Linked DNA regions of Mus musculus: region 2 is linked to region 1. A link is a loop called in an ENCODE intact Hi-C map of the cell type or tissue named here. Cell type or tissue: gastrocnemius. All regions are shown on one strand. Each heading gives the region's core, and the rest is flanking DNA. Links, peaks and the distances in the headings are about the cores only. Region 1 has its middle 11 kb from the start of Gm41125. Region 2 overlaps Galnt15 (polypeptide N-acetylgalactosaminyltransferase 15).

Region 1 (2,925 bases), core at 181-2,680:
TCTACCTGGAAATTTCCCAGGGGCCATTTACAACAAACAAGATCCAAGTTCATATGATCACTCTCCGGTGTCCAGTCATATCCACGTATTGTTTTAATAAACAAATATTGAAAAACATATTCTGGACCTGCTTGTATTATACACATACAGAACCTGTGCAAACTGAGCAGACTTAGCAAGAACAACAAAAACCCACCCCCCTCAAGCCCTCACAGGCCGCAGACAACACTAAATCCACATCCACCCGACAGCATTGGTGATAGAGTCAGTGAACGGATGCCTCTCCTGGCCTGGGATGTGACCGTGTCCTCAGTGGGTCTCACATCGTACAAAAGGCTCTCAAAATACAGTGCATTTCTGTGCTTCTGGGTAATTTGAAGGACTTTTTATTGTGTGTGTCCATGTGCATGTGTATGTTTCTGTGCATACAAGTGCATTTACTCATGTGTGAGCATGTATGAAGACCAGAGGTCAACCTCAAGTGTCGTTCCTCAGTTATTCTCTCTCTCTCTCTCTCCCTCTCTCTCTCTCTCTCTGTGTGAGCATACACATACTCTCTCTCTCTCTTTTGAGACAGAATCTCACTATGAACCTTTGGCTGCCCTAGAACTTGCGGCATACACCAGGCTGGCCTTGAACTCTCCACCTTGTGTTTTGAGACAGGGTCTCCCACTGGCCTTCTGCTCACAAAGTAGACTAGGCTGTTTGGCTATCAAGGCCCATGGATCCCCTGTCACCACCTCCCTGGCACTGCCATACGTTCATGCCCACCGACCAAGAGGGCTACACCAGCTTTCAGCTTGCTCTCAAGCTAGGACACGGGGGTGGGGCTGTTGTTATTTAGCTCTCTGATTCGGATCTAGCTTTTGCAGTTCCCTGGGCATTTTTCATTTTCTGGCTGTTTGTGTGCTCCACTGCCTACAGTTCTCAAAGCACTCCCAGGAGACAAAGGACATCATGCCACCCATTTGTCAGATTTGGAAACTAACACTTTTCAGATTCGAAGTCTTATCTGAGATCAGACACGCTGGGTAATAGAGAGAGCTGGAGGCAGAACCCAAACTTTTCAACTTGAATTCTAAATTCAAAATATTCAAATGTTTCAATTTATTAAAATGTTGAATACCATCGTGCTTTCTTGGAAGGGTTTGCTTAAAATCATTGTCTGAAACTGAGGCTCATGTGACCAGTAGACTTCCCTTTCAGACCTAAAATAATCTTGCAATCCACAGCCTACAGTTCTAGAGGGATAGAATTGACTAGACTCTGTTCTTCTGTTGCCCTCTGGTGGCCACTGCACAAATAACACATCACAGAGTCGCAGGGCAAAGTCAAATGCGGCTCTCTGGATGTGAAACTGAGAATGGCAGCCGGTGATGGCTGGACAGCCTGAGCTACATAGTGAGACCCATGTCAAAAAAAAAAGTTATTTTAAAAATAAAGCCAGAAGATAAAGCAGGACCCTCAAGGGTCATAGATAATTAAATGGTAGGTGACTACAAAATCCCGGGAACAACATCTAACAGGCATATGTAGAAAATGCACACAGCCCAGGTGTCTTGCTCTCTCTCATCAGGAGAAAGGGCCCAAATTGAGCTCTGAAGGGCAAGCCAGGCTATGTGTGTGTGTGTGTGTGTGTGTGTGTGTGTGTGTGTGTGCACGTGCGCACGCAGAGGTTAGGAATTCAGGGACCTGTCAAAACGCATGGTGACTGCACCGGAATTCTGAACATAAGACTTGAGGGGAAGGGGTAGGGGAGGCTAAAATCCAAATGTCCAAATGTGGTTGGATCTGATAAGAAAAGGATTTTGTGTCACAGATGCATTTAAGATTGTCCCTAAGCTAATATTACCAAATTTTAAAGGATGTTATCAATAAAAATATTTAACTATCCATCCTTTATGTTTATTTATATATTTTATTTTTATATATTTTATTTTGTGTCTGTGGTATGTATGTGTGTATGTGTGTGTGTAATGTGTATATATGTGTGTGTTTGTGTGTATAAATGTGTGTGAGTGTGTGTGCATGTATGAGTGTGTGTGGTGTATGTGTGTGTGTGGACATGTGTGTAATGTGTGTATATGTGTGTGTGTTTGTGTGTGTGTGTGCATGTATGAGTGTGTGTGTGTACATGTGTGTAATGTGTGTGTGTAGCTCAGAAGACAGTTTCTGTGAGTAGTTCTCTTTCCACGCCACACAGGCTGGACATCAGGCACCTTTGCCAGCTGAACCATCTTGATGGCCTAGGCACCACTTCTTGAAGGTTCTGCCTCCAAGAGATATCAGCACGCTGAGTGCTAAGCTCCCAGCAGCTGCACCTCTGGAGGACACACTTACACCAGACTCTTCCCGGCAACACTTAGCATCTCAGCACTTGGAGGAGGACTACAAGTTCCTGGCCTGTGCTATTCACCCACACGCGACTGCCTTACTTGGGAGTCAGCTAACAGCTGCCATGACTCCTGCTGCCAACTAGCTGTTTCTGTAAAATAATTAGAAGGCTTTATCTTTTCATACTGGAGACAAGTCAGTTTATTTTAGAAGATTCTCACAAGGTGCCCTACTTTGGTTTCTATGTTGTGATAAAACACTGAGCAAAACCAACTTGGGGGGGGGGGCTTATTCCACTTATAGGTTACAGCCCACTAAGGACCTTGAAGCAGAAACCATGGAGGAATAAACATTGTTTACTGACTTGCCTCTAGTTCATGGTAGCCCAGGCCCACCTAGGGATGTCACCATGGGCTGGGCCCTCTTACATCAATTAGTAATTAAGAGAATGCATCATGGGCCAATCTAATGGAGGCGATCTGTCAGTTGAGTTTCCCTCTTGCCAAGTGACTATTATGTTTGTGTCAAGGTAACAGATGAAGCTAACGGTGACATAAAGTCAGAATCTCCAGCTTTGGAAACCACAGGCTC
Region 2 (2,925 bases), core at 177-2,676, 78 kb before region 1:
GACTTAGCCTCTCAGGCTGCAGCCCAGACCTCCGAAATCCAGCTCTGCCCACCAACCCACTACTGCATGTTCACAGGCATGTTGAAGGTTGAGGATCCCTGCTCTGGCTAACCTGACCTAGAAAGTTGACTTTGAACAGGGTTCCCAGAGCATCTTCAGAGCATCTGTAGTGCCCAGGAGCCTGTACTTCAAACAAGCCTTCTGGGTGCTTGGATGCACCACAAATATTAAGTGTAAGCCAGATGGGCACTTTGTAGGTTGCATTTAGCCCTCTGGTGTTCTGGGACGAGACTCTGGGCAGTTTCAGCTCCTTGGTACTACTAAGGATTCTGTGGTAGGCATCCACCAATGCACTCTCAGAGGCTGGGAGGTGACCAGCTTTAAGACCGGCAAGCTTTAAATGTTTGCAATTCAGGTGTCTTTCCCAGGCCTGGTCCAGAAATTGGCAGACTCGGAGTCTACCATAATGGTTTAAGAGCTTAACTTTGGCATCGAACAGGCTGTTGGGTCACATGGCACCAACCCATTCCCCTTTCTACACCTTGATTTTCCTCATTCATAAAATGGACCCCACTGAACAGATCTGTGAAGCAGATTCAGGAGGTAAAAGCCACTTATTGGGGGAGTCTCTAGCACATATTATATGTTTACTAGAGTTTGCCTCTGTCTGGAGACATTTGTTCTGAGATGGGGGTCTAGTGGTGTAGCTCAGGCTGTCTTTAAACCCACAATTCTCCTGCCGCACCCTCCTTCACCGAGTGCTGGTGTCACAGGCATGTACCACCATGAGCCTGTCTTTTGGCTTCTTTTACTCTAGTATTTTTTTATATTTCAGTCTTTCATTATCAGTAACTCCATTGAATGTCCTCCATGCAAACTGATCTCCAGCTGCAATTCTTGAGGAGACCTCAAACCTAGCCAGGAGACTGACAAAAACCAGGGTGGTGTGGGGTCTGGGTGAAGGTCAGGAGGACATGCCTGGGTTAGGAGTCAGGGAGGAGACTGGAGGCGTGTGGGACAAGGGACACCAGAGGCAGAGGTCTCCCAGCCCTGGCAGGAAAGCTCAGGGCTCCACACCACATACAGTGCTTACTATGTGGTGTCTCTTGCTTTTCTACCCAGTAGAATGGGATGGGGGTGGGGGACACTGCTACCTTGGATAGGGTAGAGGTTGTGCCTGGAATCAGATTGCAGGTATGAGCGCTGGTTGTATCGACTGCACTCACTGCCAGTGACCAGCAGAGGGCTCTGTCTACCTCTACATAGAGTTGGTAACTGAGACTCCCAGATTGGAGTGCCCAAGTGTGTGCTTCACTGGAAGCAAAGAGGTTTCTTGACGCCAGAGACCTTTCAGTGTGGAAATGGGGTAGGTCCCAGACAACTGCGATGCACTGGTTACCATGGAGGGAAGAAACAGCCAAAGAAACGGTCTGCCCAACGTATACGTATATATCCAAGCATGTTTATATCAAACACACCTGGTATATGTGTATCCACTTGTACCACCAACTCCTGTGCACACATGAACATTGCACCACAAGTATATACACATGAAACACACTTGCACACAAGCACATGACCATTGCAAGAAACATTTACAACACACATGTTACACGCATGCAAGCTATAGAACACACATATGCATGCCCCATAGAACATAAAAAATATTGTATCATAACATATACATATAGGCATAGGCACAGTACATGTCACATCATACACACATGTACCATATGTATACACATTATACTCCTGCATGCTAAACATAGTAACATCTACACCTGTGCCCAGTAATCATGCCACAAAATGCACCCAGTTCATACTGTACACACAGCATATCCATGTACTACATAATAAATGCATAATACACGCACATGTGTCTTACACACAGAGCACTTGCAGCACATATGCAGCACATACAATATGTATAACACATATAATATACACAAAGGCCCATAATACATATGAAACACTGTCCCAGCACAATACACATACACACTACATAAAAACAAGACAAACACACAACTTAACACACACACAGTTCCACATAATACATGCCCCAATGCACAATAGATATACTATGTATGTATGTACAGTCTACATCCACAGCTTGAAAACACACACACCATCATATCAATATAGCTCACACCTATGCTTATCATACCACACAACCTGCAGATACCAAACCCTAAACTACTATGCACATGTACTACCCACCACACACCCCATTTAAAGTACATAGCATAATATACACTCAACACACAGTGCACGCACAGGTCATAGGTGCACAAGCACATGTGTGCATGTGTAGGGTGCTTTGGAAACACAGTCACACACACACACACACACACACACACACACACATCCCCAAAGCCAGAGCCAGTGTTTCTTGTTTATGGAATGGAGATGTTCACTCTAGCTCTCAGCCAGTGAGAACACGCACGGAATGAACTGCTAAGCTGTTCCTTCATCCAGCAGCTGTATGGGGTGTGCGGGATGCTGGGTCATGCAGTGTGCAATCGCTCCTGACCTTCTGCAGACTCAACACAGCAGGGGAAGCAGGCACTGCAGAAATGCACACACTCAGAGCCATGTCTGTTCTACAAGGTGTTGTGAGTTCAAAGACAGCCCGAAACCAGAGCAGGGCAGGAGTGTCCTGGGAAGAACTTTTATAGCCAAAGTGTGAAGTTAGCATAGCAGAACTGGGACTCAGGGCAGGTGAGTATTGCAGGACACACAACCTAAACTGGCTCGTGCTCCCAGTGATCTGCACACCTGTGCACGTGAGTGGCTCAGCGACCAGGCTGAGAGGGGTTAGGGGTCCAAAGAGTCCCGGCCCTGCTCCTAGTTATCCCACACATGTCATTTTGCTTCCAGGGATAGATGATGTTTGCTTTCCAGAAAGCTCAATGGGCTGTGGAAAGA

What was found. A loop is a pair of places that touch in the nucleus more often than their neighbours do. Peaks named below come from ENCODE experiments on the same cell type or tissue, not always from the same donor. Only the 100,000 strongest peaks of a DNase experiment are listed, where the experiment ranks them.
Region 2: it touches region 1 in a loop (11-fold over the local background); 29 of 42 quality-filtered maps call a loop at or near these places.

What each region holds. Positions count from the first base shown.
Region 1 is chr14:31,953,473-31,956,397 of GRCm38, reverse strand. No RefSeq gene overlaps it. Among named protein-coding and RNA genes, the nearest start is that of Gm41125, 11 kb to the right of the region's middle. In gastrocnemius, for the core only: a CTCF peak has its summit at 1,280 (motif pointing left); DNase peaks (open chromatin) are centred at 756 and 1,293; H3K27ac peaks cover 950 bases.
Region 2 is chr14:32,031,019-32,033,943 of GRCm38, reverse strand. The region is part of intron 1 of Galnt15 (polypeptide N-acetylgalactosaminyltransferase 15); the gene reads right to left. Among named protein-coding and RNA genes, the nearest start is that of Galnt15, 3.4 kb to the right of the region's middle. In gastrocnemius, for the core only: a CTCF peak has its summit at 1,239 (motif pointing right); a DNase peak (open chromatin) is centred at 1,235; H3K4me3 peaks cover 2,500 bases; H3K27ac peaks cover 2,393 bases.